2 separate regions of the Homo sapiens genome follow, and region 2 is linked to region 1. Evidence: read pairs that join two places in POLR2A ChIA-PET (ENCODE). Cell type or tissue: PC-9. All regions are shown on one strand. Links, peaks and the distances in the headings refer to the core of each region. The heading gives the core; the rest is flanking DNA.

The links. ChIA-PET counts read pairs that join two places held together with the same protein. Peaks named below come from ENCODE experiments on the same cell type or tissue, not always from the same donor. Only the 100,000 strongest peaks of a DNase experiment are listed, where the experiment ranks them.
Region 2: POLR2A ChIA-PET joins it to region 1 with 47 read pairs; 4 of 35 experiments call an interaction of 5 or more read pairs at or near these places.

What each region holds. Positions count from the first base shown.
Region 1 is chr11:1,768,340-1,777,609 of GRCh38, reverse strand. It overlaps LOC105376517 (a long non-coding RNA gene), which reads left to right. Exons shown (of 4, transcript XR_002957212.2): 2 at 436-679; 3 at 5,588-6,024; 4 at 6,110-6,244. Among named protein-coding and RNA genes, the nearest start is that of CTSD, 9.0 kb to the right of the region's middle. In PC-9, for the core only: no CTCF peak of the experiment used is centred there; DNase peaks (open chromatin) are centred at 4,929 and 5,659; H3K4me3 peaks cover 435 bases; H3K27ac peaks cover 2,228 bases.
Region 2 is chr11:1,558,039-1,567,308 of GRCh38, reverse strand. It overlaps DUSP8 (dual specificity phosphatase 8), which reads left to right. Exons shown (of 7, transcript NM_004420.3): 2 at 1,375-1,713; 3 at 3,320-3,458; 4 at 8,254-8,420; 5 at 9,038-9,197. The coding sequence starts at 1,483. Among named protein-coding and RNA genes, the nearest start is that of DUSP8, 9.6 kb to the left of the region's middle. RefSeq lists enhancers at 1-316, 7,157-7,952, 8,751-9,270. In PC-9, for the core only: no CTCF peak of the experiment used is centred there; DNase peaks (open chromatin) are centred at 7,698, 8,038 and 8,718; H3K4me3 peaks cover 1,502 bases; H3K27ac peaks cover 937 bases.

The DNA of each region.
Region 1 (9,270 bases), core at 3,500-5,999:
CTCAGCCCTCAATGATCCCATCCCACCAGCTCAGCCCCTGATGGCCCCATCCCACCAGCTCAGCCTCCCGTGGTCCCATCCCACCAGCTCAGCCTTCCATGGTCCCATCCCACCAGCACAGCCCCCTGTGGTGTCATCCCACCAGCTCAGCCCCCGATGGCCCCCTCCCAACAGCTCAGCCCCTGATGGCCCCCTCCCAACAGCTCAGCCCCCTGTGGTCCCATCCTACCTAACTCAGCCCTGATGGTCCCATCCTACCAGCTCAGCCCTGATCACTCATCCCACCCAGCCCAGCCCCAGCTCCTCAGCTCAGCCTTTCTCAGTGTATCCCTCTCCACCGCAAGCTTCAACACTCCAGTTCTGGAGCAGGGGGCTTCAGGATTCAGGCCCCTCCCCTTGCCCTTACTCCTCTGGCTTGCCCTTGTTTTCACACAGATGCCACCACCAGCTGGTCCCTTCCAGAGCTCTGTCTGAACTCCACCAGCCTTGCTTCTGGCCTCATCCTGCAGACCCAGGGGACACCTCCACTTGCAAGTTCAGTCCATGGGCACTGCACACTCTCTCGGCCCCAAGTTGAACCCCTTTTCCTCACCCAACATCCTCCATTTCAACAAATGGCAGCGTTGTGGGTAAAATAACACCTCCTTCAGAGACATTGACATCCTCATCCCTGACTTCGGTAAGATGTGGCCTTAGCAGGTCAAGGGGACCTTGACGATGTGACTCAACAGATCTTGAGATGGGAGGCTATCCTAGATTATTGGGGTGGGCCTCAGGTCATCACAGGGGTCCTTTGGAGGGAAAGGCAGGGGAGGAGGCAGAGAAGGCGATGAGAAGATGGAAGCAGGTTAGAGTGCTGGCTTTGAAGATGTGGGTAGGGCCCAGCCAAGGCCCAGCCAAGGCAACCTCTAGAAACGGGCAAGGCCAAGGAACAGGTTCACCCCTGGAGCCTCCAGAAGGAACCAGCCCTGCTGACACCTCGATTTCAGCCCAGCGACACTGAGTCTGGACTTCCGGCCTCCAGAATCGTGAGAGAATGACTATGTGTCGTTTTAGCCACCCACTGTGTGGGCAGCTCTGCTCCTATGGGACTCGCGCTGGAACCTGTCTGCCATCCTTATTTCTAGGAGAACCAGAGGGGAAGAAGTAAACGCTGCCGTCCCCCTCTCCATCCACCTCTCCATCCACCTCTCCATTCCCTCTCCATCCACCTCTCCATTCCCTCTCCATCCACCTCTCCATTCCCTCTCCATCCACCTCTCCATTCCCTCTCCATCCATCCACCTCTGCATCCCCCTCTCCATCCCCTCTCCATCCCCTCTCCATCTCCTCTCCATCCCCCTCTCCATCCCCTCTCCATCCCCTCTCCATCTCCTCTCCATCCCCCTCTCCATCCCCTCTCCATCCCCTCTCCATCTCCTCTCCATCCCCCTCTCCATCCCCTCTCCATCTCCTCTCCATCCCCCTCTCCATCCCCTCTCCATCCCCTCTCCATCTCCTCTCCATCCCCTCTCCATCCCCTCTCCATCCCCTCTCCATCCCCTCTCCATCTCCTCTCCATCCCCCTCTCCATCCCCTCTCCATCCCCTCTCCATCTCCTCTCCATCCCCTCTCCATCCCCTCTCCATCCCCTCTCCATCCCCTCTCCATCCCCCTCTCCATCCCCTCTCCATCTCCTCTCCATCCCCTCTCCATCCCCTCTCCATCCCCTCTCCATCTCCTCTCCATCCCCTCTCCATCCCCTCTCTATCCCCCTCTCCATCCCCTCTCCATCCCCTCTCCATCCCCTCTCCATCCCCCTCTCCATCCCCTCTCCATCCCCTCTCCATCCCCTCTCCATCCCCTCTCCATCCCCCCTCCATCCCCTCTCCATCCCCCTCTCCATCCCCTCTCCATCTCCTCTCCATCCCCTCTCCATCCCCCTCTCCATCCCCTCTCCATCTCCTCTCCATCCCCTCTCCATCTCCTCTCCATCCCCTCTCCATCCCCTCTCCATCTCCTCTCCATCCCCTCTCCATCCCCTCTCCATCCCCTCTCTATCCCCCTCTCCATCTCCTCTCCATCCCCTCTCCATCCCCTCTCCATCTCCTCTCCATCCCCTCTCCATCCCCTCTCCATCCCCTCTCCATCCCCTCTCCATCCCCCTCTCCATCCCCTCTCCATCTCCTCTCCATCCCCTCTCCATCTCCTCTCCATCCCCTCTCCATCCCCTCTCCATCTCCTCTCCATCCCCTCTCCATCCCCTCTCCATCCCCTCTCTATCCCCCTCTCCATCTCCTCTCCATCCCCCCTCCATCCCCTCTCCTTAGTATCTGTCGTCTGCCCTCTGTCCCATTCTTAATGCCGCTCTCTTAGTTCATCCCCTCGAACCCAGAGGACCCGGAGCCCCTGGCCACGCTGCAGGTGAATGACCACCCTACGCTCAGGCCAATCACTTCTCTGTCCTCTGTCCTTTCCTAGTCGACCATTGCTTGGGCTCAACCCTCACCTGCCCTCCCTCCAAAGCCTGCAGACCAGATGCTTCAGCCGCCCCCCTGCCGGAGGCCCTCCCCTTCACACCCCTGGCTAGGCCAGCACCGTGGGCCTGTCCGGCATGGCTGCCCGGCTTTCAAACCCCTGCAGGGCAGGACCCTCCCCTTGGGGATGCCTTCCCTGAGCCCATCTGTACTGGTCATGGTCCTCCAAAGAGACAGAACCAATGGGGTGTGATAGGTATATATGCGGAGAGAGAGGGATTTATTGTTTAAAGTTGGCCTGTGTAATTATGGAGGCAGCAAGTCTAAAACCTCAGGGCAGGTTGGAGACCCAGGGAAGAGTTGATGCCTCATTGTGAGTCCCGAGTCTGTCGCTGGCAGAATTCCTTCCTCCTCAGGGATCTCAGTCTTCTTTCTGTTAAGGCCTTCAGCTGATTGGCTGAGGCCCACCATACACTGGCACATCATCGGCTTTACTCAAAGTCTACGGATTTAAATGGGAATGAGAATCACCTCTGAAAAACACCTTCACGGAAACATCTAGACTAGCGTTTGCAAATATCTGGATACTGTGGCCCAGCCAAGTTGACACAGAACATTTCACCATAAGCATTTGCACGGGTAGTCCATGTACATTCGCATCCCTTCCTGGGCGCCGGGCTTGTCTCCCCAGTAAGCCAGGGCAGGGAAGCTCCCTCCCTGGGCCTCCCTGCAGCCTGGCTAAGCCACTCCTGTGCCAGATGCATCCCCTGGCTGGCGGGCCCCCATCACCCCTTTGACCTCACCTCATCACATCCTTTCCCACCTTCCTAGCCATGGAGGCCTCTCGGTCCCTCCAGCTCATTCCATTCTCAGGCTGGCTCCTGTCCGTCATTGAGGAAGGCCTTCAGTCATCCCTATAGACACCCCAACCTCCTCACTGTCTCTGAGGCAGCCCGGCCCCAGCTGTTCCCCTCAGCACACACCACAGTCTGGAACTACATCTCTTATTGGTTGAGCACTTGCTTTGGCTCCTATTTGCCCCATGAAGGCAGGTCTGCATCTGTCTTGTTTGTCCCCAGTGTGCAGCAGCCGCCGGCATCCCAGAGGTGCCGTGGATTTTGTTAAAATATGAAGGAAGAGTCCCCAACCAAGCTTGGGGGACAGTGAGCTGCGTATTCAGTTATTCCAGCTGCAGAGCCCAGTGGGCTCTGTGGCCGCCTGCCACGGTGCACCCATACCTGTGGGCTCCTGGGGTCTCCCGAGGCCTCCATGTGCCTGCCAGGCCCTCCCAGGGAAGCCATGATGGAGGAAGGCCATGGCTCAGGGCTCAGTCCTTGGAGCTGAAGCCCCTAATCCAGAGGGTTTGTGGGCCACTGGGACCCTGGTCTTTTCATCAGTGCCCTGAGACTGCAGCCCTCAGAGACTGCTGAACCCTAAAGCTTTTGGGTTTTTTCCTATTACACATTTGTGATCCTGGAAGGTCAGGTGCCCGAACAGGGTGTATGCAGAGGGTGGGGAGCAGGAGGTTAGCTTAAAAGGTCATCCAGTTCAACCCCAACTGATGACTGGCATCCGGCTCTCCTCCACAGCACCCAGGCCTGTCCAGCCCTGGGGGATGCCCAGAAACGCACACCCCGGCAGCCAGTGCAGAACTGGGCCCCACAGTAAGCTCAGGACTCGGGGGTGCTCATTTCTGGAGGCAGGTAGAGGTTGAGGCTCCTGGAAGAGGACACAGCAGAGGCCTCCAGCAACTGTGAGCCCTGCATGCCACTCCTCTTCCTTGCACAGAGAGACAGACTGAAGGTCAGGGGCAGCGGCCAGGGTGGGTGAGCTGGATAACCTCAGGGTGGAGGACTGGGGGGATGCTAAAGGCACAGTGCACCTTCAGCCAAGCTGGGTCCCTTCCCAGCAGGACACCCAGAGATGCCATGTCCTGGACCTGGAGGGAAGCCAGACAGCTGTGCCTGGGCACCCCCCTCCCCCTCCCCCTCCCCCACCTGTGCCCAGCACCCCTTTCCCCTCCCTGACCTGTGCCTGGGCGCCCCTCCCCCTCCCCCACCTGTGCCTGGACACCCTCTCCCCCAAACCTCGCCTGTGCCTGGGCACCACCTTCCCCTCCCCGACCCGTGCCTGGGCACTCCCTTCCCTTCCCCCACCTGTGCCCAGCATCCCTTCCCCTCCCCCACCTGTGCCTGGGCAGCCCCTCCCCCTGCCCTAACTGTGCCAGCCATTCACAGCCTCCACCTTTCCCCCCACCAGCCCCAGTCCTGTCCAAAGTCAGCTGACAAAAAGCTAATTCCCTCCCTGGCCTCCTCAACTGCTCTTGCAGAACTAAAGCTGCCTGTGGCTGGAGCCCCAGGGTGCCGCAGCCCCCTTTCTCTTGAGGGTCATGGTGGCCCCAGCTCTGAGAGTGCAGTGACTCAGCCCTAAGAGGAGGGAGGGGCAGGACTGGAGCAGGGGTGACTCAGCATCTCAGCCGCTCCCTCTCCTACCTCCTGGGGTTGGCGGGGGACTTGGGGAAGAAACCACTTCCCTGCTCCACACCCAGCGCCTGACCCCATCCAGGGAATCTGACCTTCAAGCCGTCCCTTAAGCCGTAGGGCTGCAGAAGGACCCCTTGCCCCCTTCCTTCCCCCGCCGAGGAACAGAAGTTATACACATACACGCACCCACACACACACACACACACACACACACACTGCCACCATGATCAACATCTTGCATTTGTGCAGCACATTTGTTATAAGTGATGATCACTGATGCAAGGATGCATTACTGTTAACTAACGTTCATAGTTTACAGCAGGGTTCGCTCTTTGAGTTGTACATCCTGTGGGTTTTGACAAATGCATAATGTCCTGTTCTACCATTACAGTATCATACACGGCAGTCTTGCTGCCCTAAAAATGTTCTGTGCTTCACCTATTCATCTGCCCTCCCCAAACCCTGGCAACCACTGATCCTTTCACTGTCTCCATAATTTTTCCTTTTCTAGAATGTCATAGAGATGGAATCAGACAGTATGTAGCCTTTACTGGTTGGCTTCTTTCACTTACGTTCCTCTATGGATTTTCATGGCTTGTAGCTTTTTTTTTTTTTTTTTTTAACACTGGGTCTCTCTCTGTTGCCCAGGCTGCAGCTCAGTGGTGCAATCTCAGCTCATTGCAACTTCCACCTCCCAGGATGAAGCAATCCTCCCACCTCAGCCTCTCCAGTAGCTGAGACTTCAAGCTCCCTCCAGCAGCCGAGCTGATTTTTGTATTTTTTTATAGAGATGGGGTTTCACCATGTTGCCCAGGCTGGTGTCAAATCCCTGGGCTCAAGTAATCTGCCCACCTCGACCTCCCAAAGTGCTGGGATTGCCTGCGTGAGCCCCATCCCCGGCCTGCTCATTTCCTTCTAGTGCTGAAGAATATTCCGATGTCTGGATAGACCACAGTTTGTCTGTCCACTCACCTCTAGGCAGACATCTTGGTTGCTTCCAGTTTTTAGTGACGGTGAATAAAACTGCTCTAAACATTCGTGTGCAGGTGTTGGTGTGAACATAAGTTTTCAACTCATTTATCGAGGTAAATATCGAGGCGGGCAGTTGCTGGATGGTATGATGAAAGTACATTTAAGCCTTGTAACAAACTGCCAAACTGTCTCCCAAAGTGGCTGCACCGTTTTGCAGTTCCGCCAGCAACGCATGAGACTTCCTGTTGCCGCACGCCCACCCCGGCATTTGGCGTTGTCAGTGTTTTGGATTTTGGCCATTCTTACAGGTATGTGGTGGTGTCTCACTGTTGTTTTAACCTGCAATTCCCTAACGACGTACGATGTTGAGCATCTTTTCGTGCGCTTATTTGCCAGCTGCATTTTTTCCTTGGTGAGGCGTCTGAGCAGACGATTTGCTCACTTTTTAAATTGGGTTATTTTCTTTTGTTAAGCTTTGAGAGTTCTTTGCCTATTTTGGATACAAGTCTTGTATCAAATATGTGTTTTGCAAATCTTTTCTCCCAGCGTGTGGCTTTTCTTTCCATTCTCTTTGGCAAGATCATGAAGGTGGCCCTCTTTGCCTTTTTCCTCCCTAAAGGATTTACCATTTACATCACATCCCTAACTGATCTAAAATTGAATGTTGTGTATGGTATGAGGGAGGGATCGAGACCCTTCCATTCCATTGCCTGAAAAGATCAGCCTTTCCTCCACTGCATTTCCATGTCACCTTGACACTGTATACCTGAGATTCCTCCTTCCTGTCCACCCATCTATCTTTGTGTCAATACCACACTGTCTTGATGATTGAATATGACAGTCATTCTCTCTTAAACTTCACCACCACCACATCACTAAAACAGGTCTTGTCAAGGTCAAATTGTGAAACGTTGTGGTGAATGCTCATCTTCCACAGGCCATCAGCAGAGCCACTCAACACAGCAGCCACTCCCTCCTTGAACCACTTTCTTCGGCCGGCTCTACGGGCCCCACCCTCCTGGCCTCTCCTGTCTCCAGATGGTTCCTCACCTCCTTTGCTGGTGCCTGCTCAATCCTCTAACCTCTTCTTCTTCTTCCTTTTTTTTTTTTTGAGATGGAGTCTTGCTCTGTTGCCCGGTGTGCTGTGGCACAATCTCAGCTCACTGCAACCTCCACCTCCCAGGCTCAAGCGATTCTCCTGCCTCAGCATCTCGAGTAGGTGGGATTACAGGCATCTGCCACCACACCCAGCTATTTTTGTACTTTTAGTAGAGACAGGGTTTCACCATGTTGGCCAGGCTGGGCACGAACTCCTGACCTCAAGTGATCTGCCCGCCTTGGCCTCCAAAAGTGCTGGGATTACAGGCGTAAGCCACCGCACCCAGCCTCAATCCGCTAACCTCTTAAAGTTGGGAGACCCCTGGGCTCAGTCCCTAGACCTCTTCTATTCTCTAGCTACACTCAGCCTGGTGCCATCCAATCTTATCACCACAACACATGGCACTGATGACTATCTCATGTCCGTCTCAGCCCCGACCTCTCCCTGGACTCACAACTCAAATCACTGCTGCCATGCAGCAGAATCACCTGGTTGCCCCACATGCTTTGTCTCAATCTGAAGCATCCAAAACTGAGCTCCTGGCCTTCCTCCCCAAGACTCTTACTCCTGCATCTGTTCCCATCTCAGCCAATAAAAGGCCATCCTTCTAGGGTTTTGGGTAGGCCGTGGAATGTCAGTATTGGCCCCTCCATCACACACCGTCAGTCCAATCTGTAACCGCCCAAGGGGTTCACCTTGCCTGCTGCCTGGACAGAGCCCATTCATCAAGACAGGGGAATTGCAATAGATTAATTCACGCAGAGCCAGCTGTGCAGGAGAGTGGAGTTTTATTATTACTCAAATCAGTCTCCCCAAGCATTCATGGAGCAGAGTTGTTGTTGTTTTTATTTATTTATTTATTTATTTATTTATTTATTTATTTCTATTATACTTTAAGTTCTAGGGTACAGGTGCACAACGTGCAGGTTTGTTACATATGTATACATGTGCCACATTGGTGTGCTGCGGAGCAGAGTTCTTAAGGACAACTTGGCGGTACGGGGAAGCCAGTGAGGCAGGAGTGCTGATTGGCCAGGGATGAAATCACAGAGGGTTGGAGCTGTCTTCTTGCGGTGAGTCAGTTCCTGGATGGGGGCCACAAGATCAGATGAGCCAGTTTATTGATCTGGGTGGTGCCAGCTGATCCGTCAAGTGCAAGGTCTGCAAAATATCTTAGGCGCTGATCTTAGGAGCAGTTGAGAGAGGGTCAGAATCTTGTAGCCTCCAGCTGCATGACTCCTAAACCATAATTTCTAACCCTGTGGCTAATGTTAGTCCTACAAAGGCCATCTAGTCCCCAGGCAAGAAGGAGTTCTGCTTGGGGAAAGGGCTGTTAACATCTTTGTTTAAACTATAAACTAAATTCCTCTCAAAGACAGTTCAGCCGACACCCAGGAATGAACAAGGATGGCTTGAGATTAGAAGCAAGATGGAGTTGATTCAGTTAGAGCTCTTCCGCTATCTCAGCCATAATTTTGCAAAGGTGGTTTCGAATAATCCACCTGGAAATTCTCTGGCCCTACCTCAAAAGTGCATCCAGAGTCTCACCCCTTCTCACTGCCTCTCTCTGACCTCGGACTGCTTCCTTTCCTCCCCACCTCCAGGCCGGCTCCCTTTGCCTCATGGCCTCTGCTCTCCTGTTCTCATGTCAGCGGCTCCTGACCAGGCCTTTGGTTTATTACCTCCTTCAAGTCTGATTAGAGCGCCTGGCGGGGTGGCTGACGCCTGTAATCCCAGCACTTTGGGAGGCCAAGGTGGGCGGATCACCTGAGGTCAGGAGTTCAAGATCAGCCTGGCCAACATGGCAAAACCCCATCTCTACTTAAAATACAAAAATTAGCCAGGCGTGGTGGTGGGCAACTGTAATCCCAGCTACTCCGGATGCTGAGGCTGGAAAACCGATTGAACCTGGGAGGGAGAGGTTGCAGTGAGTGGAGATCACGCCACTGCACTCCAGCCAGGGCAACAGAATGAAATTCCACCTCAAAAAAAAAAGGTCGATTAGAAGAGGCTTCTCTTCCCGCAGGGCCCTCCCCTGCCCCTCTCTGTGCCCTGCAGCAGCCTCCTCTTTGGTACGTTCCACTCCCCAAGCCCTGCGTGGGCGTCCCACCCACCCCCCAGCTTCATTTTAATCTCTGCCCCTCCACACACCTCCCCACCCCCACCCCTGTCTATATATGAACGGCACTGGGTGGGAATTTCCCTATTGTTTTCTCGATTTCCTAGAGCAGCGTCTACTCGTGGTAGGTGCCCGACACTC
Region 2 (9,270 bases), core at 6,433-8,932, 210 kb after region 1:
CCCAGTGCCTCCTGTGGCTGTGGGTTGGGGGTCTGGCTTGCTGAGGGCCCGCTACCCACCGTAGCCCGCTTTGCACAGGGCGCAGGGCCCAGGGTACATCTATCTCCCAGCCTTCCCTCAGTCCTGAGCTGGGTGGAGTAAACTTCCTGACTGCCTGGCAGCTGTGGGGGCACAGGGAAGATGGCATTGCAGGGACACCCAGTGCCCATCTGTGTGTGACCCAGGTGTGACCCAGGTCCCAACCCTGCCCCAAGCCTCGGTTTCCCCATAGTTAAAGCAAACTCATCATCCTTAACACTATGCGCCTCCTAGGGGCTGTGAGTGTAAAGTGGACCCAGAGGAAGGCCAGTCCTGGCAGGTGACAGGGAGATGGGGCCCGGCAGTGGGGCAGTGACAGGCTTGTCATCAAGCCTGCAGGAGGGGCTTCCGGAGACTCCATCCTCAGACATCCCTACTCCACCTGCCCACCCGGCAGTCTGAGGCCTTTGCAGGCCATGCCGAGGGCCTGGCACCTGCGGGGTCCCCGACACTGACCCTCCTCCCAGGGCTGCCCCGCCCCTCCCATCCTGGGCCCTATCAGCCCATGAAGGAGCCTCCTAGACCCCAGGCTCCGCTAGGGGAGAGGCACTGTGTGGGTGCAACACGCCCCTGCAGGAGCTGGGCACTCACCCCCAGCAGGCACGTGGCGCACACTAAACCTCAGCCTGCAGGTCAGGAGGGCAGCAGTGGCAAAGGAGCCGTGCCTCTGTGCCTGAGCCCCTCCCGCACCCGCCTGCTATCCGGCTGCCCCCGGGAGCCCACTCTCCAGTGGAGGCAGCCCCAAGGCCACCATCCACCAGGGGCTGGATTATCGGCTTACGGAGCTGCCCTGGAGTCAAGTCTCCAGGGATTGGACTCCCTGGGGCTGTGCTAGGGAGAGAGGGGCAGGTGTGAGGACAGCAAGCCCGGAGGAGGGCAGAGAGCTTGACCATGTGGGAGGGTGAGGTGCAGTCCAGACCCCGACTTGCTGGGGGTCCTGTGGTGGAAAAGATGCAGAAGTCACAGCAGGGAGATGCCTGTGTCCCAGGGATGAGATGGAATGTTCTGGAATGCCTAAGGGTCCGTGAACCCCAGGGCCCACAGGAAGGACCCCTGGCCTCTTCCAGCCCTCAGACCCTTCTCTGTGGGGCCCATTTGCCCCCCTCTGCCTTGTTGCATCCTGCTGAGAGCTGGCCTTGTGACCTGGACGGGGTCTCTCCAGAGGGAGAAGGGTTCCCACGGGCACATGTTGGTGTGTCCTGGTGGGCGCAGCTCCCAGCTCTGATCTGTCCTGGGGAGCTTCTGGGTGCCACCCAGGGGCCCGCAGCACTGCTGACCATCCCCCTGTCCCTGCAGGTCCAGCACCATGTGCTAGGTCACTCCCAGCGCGAGGCCACACCTGGGCCGTCGGAGCAGCCCCTCCTCACTTCAGGGGTCACCCTCCCCAGCACCCATTGCCCCACCATGGCTGGGGACCGGCTCCCGAGGAAGGTGATGGATGCCAAGAAGCTGGCCAGCCTGCTGCGGGGCGGGCCTGGGGGGCCGCTGGTCATCGACAGCCGCTCCTTCGTGGAGTACAACAGCTGGCATGTGCTCAGCTCCGTCAACATCTGCTGCTCCAAGCTGGTGAAGCGGCGGCTGCAGCAGGGCAAGGTGACCATTGCGGAGCTCATCCAGCCGGCTGCACGCAGCCAGGTACCCAGCCCACTGCCCACCAGGCATGCATCACGTCCAGGGTCCACAGCTAAGGGGCCCTCAGCTCGGGCAGCACCCCCCTCCTCTGCCTTCCAGTCCAAACTCGACTCCTTGGGGTCACAGCCAGGGGCGTGTGGAGCAGTCCTCCCTGGCACTTGCCTCTCACCGCTGCCTGTTGCCCCTGCTCAGGGCATCCCCCGCACCCCCGCCCGCAGCACCCTTCCCTACCCTCCCTCCAGGGCCTCCTTGCTCAGCTTCTGCACAGAGGTGCCGGGCCCTCCCCACGCAGATAGGACTGTGTGGCCAGGGCCAACCCAGGCTCACAGAGGGGAGCAGTGAGTGGAATAGCAAGGTGTGACCACATGGCAGTGGGAGCAGCCCAGCTGGCCTACACGGGACAGGGACAGCTGTGTGGTCCACTTCCACTGCTGTGAGGACAGGAGGGGTGGTCAAAAGGCACACGTGAGCAGTCCATGTCCCCGTCCCACAGCTTCCCCCAGCCCGCAGAGTATTCAGGGACCCAGAATTCTCTCTGTGGCCCCCCAGGAATGTCCTTCTGGGGAAGGACAGCTCATTCTGCCCAGGACCATCAGGTGCAGCTGGGGAGGGACCAGCGGGGCTGTTGACCTGTGAAGGTGGCGGCACCTCCTCCTTCTACTGCCTCGCAGGGGACAAGGGTGACAAGCTCTTGGCCCTGGAGGCTTTGAGAGGGGTCTGGGTCACTGATAGGCCCTGTTCAGAGCTGGGACATGGGAGGACTCAAGTGGGATGGCCACTGGCCAGGAGTCCGCCCACCCCAAGGCCAGAATCGGCTCCCTTTGGTTTCCAACAAGGGGAATCTGGTGATTAATGACCCCCAGCAAGGACTCCCGGCAGAGTGCGATCCCATTGGCTGCCGGTGACGTCACCCAGCCCAGGGTTGGCGGCTCAGCTGGCTTAAGGGCTGAGTGTGTGCTTGCAGGGCGGGGGCACCGGTGCTGTCTGAGCAAAAGCCGCTCAACATCTGGGCTGGCCCTTGGGGTGGGGGAGGAGGGCAGGAGGAACCCAGCTTCCAGCTGCTGCCTCCGGAATTGGTGCAGGGGCCTGGGGTCCTGCTGCAGCCCTCTGTTTCTCCGCTGGGGGTTGGGGAGGGGATAGGGTGGGGAGCAGAATTGCTGGCTACACAGTTAGCCCCACTGAGAGCCCACACCCGAAGGCATGCGTTTCAGGGCCGAGCTTCTCTGTCCCTCCGCCACCCTGGGAGCCAGCCAGGTCCTATCCTGGGCTCCCATCGCACTCACCTGTGTCTCCTCCACACAGGCCTGGCCCAGAGCGTCCGTCCCCTTCACCCATGTGCATGGCATGGGGGCACAGCTGCGCAGGGCAGGAGTCCACCCCTCCCTGCCCCCATGGCTTGCTGTGTGGTGTGGGTGTGTGCATCTGGGCCTCTGGCAGATGGAGGAGAGTGTGTGACTGCACCTGCCCTCCCCTCCAGGCAGCAAGGTGACAGCTGCCTGCCTCCCATCATCTGATGCCCTTACTATTCCCTTGAGCCAGCATATCTGGGACGGGGCCAGGGCATCGATAGGTGGAGGCGGCATGCTGATCTCTGCCCCATGGCCCCCAGGTGGAGGCTACGGAGCCACAGGACGTGGTGGTCTATGACCAGAGCACGCGGGACGCCAGCGTGCTGGCCGCAGACAGCTTCCTCTCCATCCTGCTGAGCAAGCTGGACGGCTGCTTCGACAGCGTGGCCATCCTCACTGGTGAGTCCATGACCCACGCCTCCCCGAGGCACTTGCTCCGCCAGCAGTGGGGCTGGGGCTGGGGCTGGGGCATCAGGGAGGTGTCCGCTGGGCACGGGGGGATCTCCATACATCTGTGGTTCTTGAGGCCCCACCATCCTCTCCCCAGGACGCCCACACTTCAGGACCCACCAATATGACTATCCTCAACACAGAAGGAAACCTCACAGTACAGCTGGGCTCCAGAGGTGTAGGGCAAGGCATGCAGGCTGGGAGCCCCTCCCACTCCCGGAGCTCCTGTCAGAAGCCGGAGGCAGAGGCCCCATCCTCTGGAAACTCAGTTGGAGCCGTGGGGTCCCGAGGAAGTCCCCCCACCTCCGAAAGCCCAGCTGAGTGCAGGTTGCCTGGCAACAGCCTGGCACCAAGGCTGCTGCCTGGGTCCCAGCAGACAGCCCCCAGGGATCCCTGTGGCCCAAAAGCAGCCTGGGCAACTGGCCCCAAGCCCTGGAGGCAGGGAAGCCGCCCCCCTACACACGCTGATACACACTCATATACACTCACACACTCGTGGTCCCAGAGGGTTCTTTCTTTCCTTGGGCTGTGGCTGAGGGCGTGTCTGTAGAATCCACCTCCTGGGGTCGGCCCAGGTCCCAGAGCCGGACGGAGCTGGCCTGTCCCAGGGATGTGCACCCTCCCCCATCCAGGTCTGGGGTCTTTGTCCAGGCTCCTTCTGCCTGGCCTCTGCTACCAGGGGCTGTTCCAGGCAAGCAGAGGATATGGGGGACTGTGGGGTGCAGGCACGGTGGGGTGAGGAGTAGGCAGCCAAGCCAGGCCCTTGGCCCTGCATCCAGTGGAAGCAGGGACCTTCACCCAGCCTGAGGGCGACTGTGGGGGATGAAGGGGTGGCAGCCGCTTTGGCCAGGCCGACCTCCCGACATGGCATGTCCTGGGACCTAAAGGGCACCTGGGAGGCTTGAGGGTGGTCCAGTGTCCTGGGCAAGAGCATTGAGGCCAGGCTCCCTCCCCACCTCTCTGTGGGTGAGACCAGCACCCTGCACTGCTGGGTGGCCATGGTCAGAGGGTGTCTGTGCGTCTGTGCATGGCTCTGGGCGTCTGGTGACCAGCATCTGCCTCTGCGAGTGTGTACGTGAGCATGTGTGTGCATGTATGTGTGTGTGTGCATGTGCATGCATGTATGTGTGTGCATGTACATGTGTGCATGTATGGGCATATGCATGCCTGTGTGTGCGCATATGTGCATGTACGTGTGTGCACGTGTATATGCATGTATATACATGGAGGTATATTTGTGTATGTACCCGCCTGTGCTTGTCTGGGTGAGATTTGGGATTTGTGTGCATATGTGTGAACTCTCAGAACCAGAAGCCACAGAATGACGCACTCTGATCCAACCCTGTTCCCCTAGGTCCAGTTTGAGGACTGAACTGGTGGGGGGCGGGGAGAGAGTAGTTTGGGGCTTTTTACAGCTCACCAGGTGTAACAGGACCCCTCCCAAAGGCCAGTTTGCTGCCCTAGCCAGGAATGGGAGTCAGGAGACTCTTCTTGGAGGCTGAGAAAGGTCCCAGAGTGGCACCTCCCTACCTGCAGGCAGATCCCAGGAAAGTCCCAAGCCTGGAAGGGCCTGTCTCCCTCGAGGCCAGAGTGGGACGGTTTGGGGGGCTGGGGCCCTCACCCAGCACTGGTGGGTGGGACAGCATGGGTGTGCAGGTGGGCGTGGATGAGTATGGGCATGGGAGGGGCCGGGCCTGTGCTAGGATTTGCCAGGAGGGCACTCCCAGGGCCTGGTCATGCCACCCTCAGAACTGCCTTTCTGTGCTGACATCTGCCCTGCAAGGTTGAGGCTGTGTCCCCTTTTCTCCAGAAGTGCAGCTGCCAAGGAGTCCCAGGCCCCGTGGTATACAGTGGGCTCATGGCGACACCCAGGCAGGCCCACGGGCTCTGCCCTCAGGCTCCCTCCCACCCTGTGGTGGGCACAGCCCCTGCTCTGGGCTGGCTCTGCGAAGAACCAGGGAGAGTGGGAAAGAATATATTGGGGGGGGCAGGGGTGCTGCCCCTCACCCAGGAGAAGGGATGTTCCAGGATCCCGCGGCACAGGCAACACAGCTCCTTGGTCCATTTGCAGGGACAGTAGAGGCCGGAATGTGAGGACCAAGCCTCTGTCCTCCCCACAGCAGGGCAGGTTTGCGGGAAGCGGGAGAGAAACAGTGGCAGGACAGGCTGTGCTGGGGTCCCAGGACTGCTGTGAAGCCCACCTCCCCCTGCCGCTCCTCTTCCCCCACTCCAGCTGCGCTGCTCACGATGTTGGGGGGCAAGCGGCAAGGGATGAGAGAGGGGCCTGGCCCTTTAAGCAGCGGCCCGCAGTCGGCCTTGGACCCTTGGCCGGGCGACTGCACTGCAAGTGGGTGGGGTGGCGGCCCCCGCCCTGGCGGGGAGTCCAGGGGTCATGGAGGTGGCGGGCAGAAGTGCGTCTGTGACTGTGGCCATAAGCGCTTGCAGGGTCTCCCAGGTGGCATGGGGCAGGCACATGTCCTGGTACACACGCCTTTTTTCAAGTCTGGGATTTCACTGTGAGTAACAGGTGAACTGCAGGCGCTGCCCCAGAAACCCCCGAGTCAGGGAGCAGGGATACTGGGAAGGCGCCTTTGGAGATGCCTGGGGGTAGGGGTGCCTCCCCAGGGCCCAAAGAGTGCTGGGACCTACAAAGGGTCCACTGAACCCCAACACCCCTCACTTATCACTCACCCCCAGAGCCTGGGTGGTTCTGAAATCCCTGGAGCCTCGGTCCCTGCTAGGCCTGGCATCCACAGTGGGGTGTGTAGGGACATCCACACTACCTGCTCCGCCTGGGGAGGTCCTGGGAAGCTTCCTGGGGAATTGCTGACATAGCTGTCGGTTCTCTGCACCTGTCCAGAGACTTTCCTGCCTTTACCTCCTCTGGGAGAGGTGGGAGGGTACTGATGGAATCCCCAGCACCTCCTCCTTTGGCCAGGCCCTGGAGAAAGCAGAGAGTAAGGCACAAAATCCCTGGGAGAGCCACAGGGAGGAGGAGAGGCAGCAGGTGGCAGAAGAGTCTGCAGAGAAGTGGTGCAGCCCTTCCGCCTCCCCGGGGCTGTCCTGCAGCGGGAACATCCAGGGCTACCCCAGCTCAGAACAGTGAGTGGAAGCCAGCTACAGTGCCCATCCCAGCCTCTGCTCAGGGGAACCTGCAAGCTGGGGCGTCGTTGGTGACAAGTCACCTACCTGCTTTCCCCTGTCCAGTCAGCAGGTTCCCACAGAAGAGACTGTTCCTCCAAGGCTGCTGCCTCAACCCACCCAGCCTGGAGCTTCCCCTATCTCCACAGTCCCCCAGCGTCACGCCCTTTTTAGGGACACGGGGAGCTGGCACAGCAGGTGTTCTGGTTGGGGGTTTGCACACACTCCCCTGTCCTCAGGAGTTATCCAGGGTGGCTCTACTCCACCCAGCAGGGGAGAATGGAGAGAGGAGGAGCCCTAGGCACTGGGGGCACGCGGGGCAGGCAGTGGGCACCTGCTACACATGTGGCACCAGCCTCTTCTGCAAACCAGGACAAAAAAGAGCCCTGGGGTTCCCAGGCCCTGAGCTCCCGCCGTCACTCCCCTGCCCCGTCCAATGGGATAGGGCAGGCCTCAGCCCAGCTGCCTCAGGCTCTGCACAAGCAGGAGCCGGCTTGCCATGGGGGCTTATGTTCTGGAAGGTGTCCTCGGGGTGGTGCTGGGCCATGCTGGCTTCACCCTCCCAAGAGCTGGCAGCCACCAGGTGGGTGCTGCCCAGTTTCTGGTCCACATCGGTGGTCGCCCCAGCCAGGTCAGGGACGGCCAGGTCCATTCTCACCATGTGTCTTCGTGCTCATTATCTTCTTGGAACCACATGATGCTGTGTGGCAGGCAGGAGGAGGAAGCTGAGACCAGAGCCATGGTGTGCACTACCCATGGTCACTGAGTCAGACATCCAGGGATTCACGTTCGGGTCCTTCCAGCTGGTGCAGGGCAGGGGACTTCCTCCCACCAGCCTGTGGCCTCGGACTTGGACGTGTGTGGAAGGCAGCAGCACACGCTGGTCACGTGTGCAGCGGGTGCCCACTGCCTGCTCTGCGTGCCCCCAGTGCCCCGGGCTTCTCCACTCTCCGTCCTCCCCTGCTGGGTGGAGTACAGCCATAACCAGACAGCAAATGCCCCGAGGGCTGTGCCAGGGTGATGTCATGCCTGGGGACGGGGAGGGCCTCTCGGAAGCCCTGGCCTCCTGGTCCTGGCACCCAAGCCCAGGCCTGGGGCTCCCAGCCAGCTGGAGGCAGGGAGGCATTGCATCAGTGCAGGGGAGGAGGAAGGCCCAGCCTGGCCCCAGGCCATGGGTATGGGAGATGGCCGGGCTCGTGAGGGCCTCTCCTCTGGGCTGTGTGACACACACCCTCAGCAGGAGACCCCTGTGGCCTCTGAGCCCACCCCTGCCTGGGCCCAGCGCGTGCCGTGATGGCCAGCCACCTCAACGCCACCTTTACGGGCATCCTAGCGGCGTCCTCAGCTGGGTCAGCCCCTAATTAGCATGAGGAGGAATGTGGGCGTAGGTGCAGGCTGTAAATGTGTGGCAGTACCCCCTCCCCCCACCGCGGGCAGAGCAGGTGCTCCGCCAGAGGCTTGCCGGCTGGGCTCAGGCTCGGGTCTGGGCTGGGTGTGACTGATCCTCAGCAGTAGATGGGGTGCCCTAGGCGGACAGGGCACCCTAGGCGGACAGGGAGCCCTAGGTGTTCTCTCAACCCACTTGACGGCCCTCCTCCTACAGGGGGCTTCGCCACCTTCTCCTCCTGCTTCCCCGGCCTCTGCGAGGGCAAGCCTGCTGCCCTGCTACCCATGAGCCTCTCCCAGCCCTGCCTGCCTGTGCCCAGCGTGGGCCTGACCCGCATCCTGCCTCACCTCTACCTGGGCTCGCAGAAGGACGTCCTAAACAAGGTGTGTGTGCAGTGGAGTTCGGGGGGTGGTCAATGGGAAAGGGGCAGGAGCTCCAGAAGCAGCTTGGCAGCGGAGCGGGGGATGAGGGAGGAAAGGAGCTGAAGGCAGTGGATGAGCTGGGTGTGGGAGAAGCATGGGTGGGGGCCCAGGAGGACCCCAGGCTCCCCACCCATGCCCCTGGAAGGACCACAGCAGGGCTTGCGGGAGGGCCCGGCAGGGCTCGGGGGAGGAGCGGGGAGCTGGCATGCCAAGCTGCGGATGTCACTGGGCCTCTGGCCAGCTCTGAAAGAATCCCATGTTTTAAAAATGGTGACGAGGGAAAAGGGTAAAAGCCACCACCCAGGCAATCATAAAATTCCTAGGAGCCCACCACCAGCCGTGGGTGGGGCCTGCAGTCGGAGGCCAGCCGTGCCCCACCCCCCGCACGGGCCCAGGGTGCCAGGGTGGACCAGAGAGGCCTCCTGGGCCCTCCCCTGGATACACTGGGATCTGGGACAAATTCCAAGGCTCCCAGGATTCTAAAGGCCCTCCTGACGGCAGGGCAGGAAAAGCCTCCACCTTCACTCCCGCCCCGAGCTTCTCCCACCCCTTTCCAACCCGCCCTCCCGCCCCTCCAGGATCTGATGACGCAAAATGGAATAAGCTACGTCCTCAACGCCAGCAACTCCTGCCCCAAGCCTGACTTCATCTGCGAGAGCCGCTTCATGCGGGTCCCCATCAACGACAACTACTGTGAAAAACTGCTGCCCTGGCTGGACAAGTCCATCGAGTTCATCGGTGAGTCTGCGGTGGGCGGAGGGCAGGGACCTGGCTAGAGGAAGGCTAGAGCTGTGTGTGGCCACAGACACAG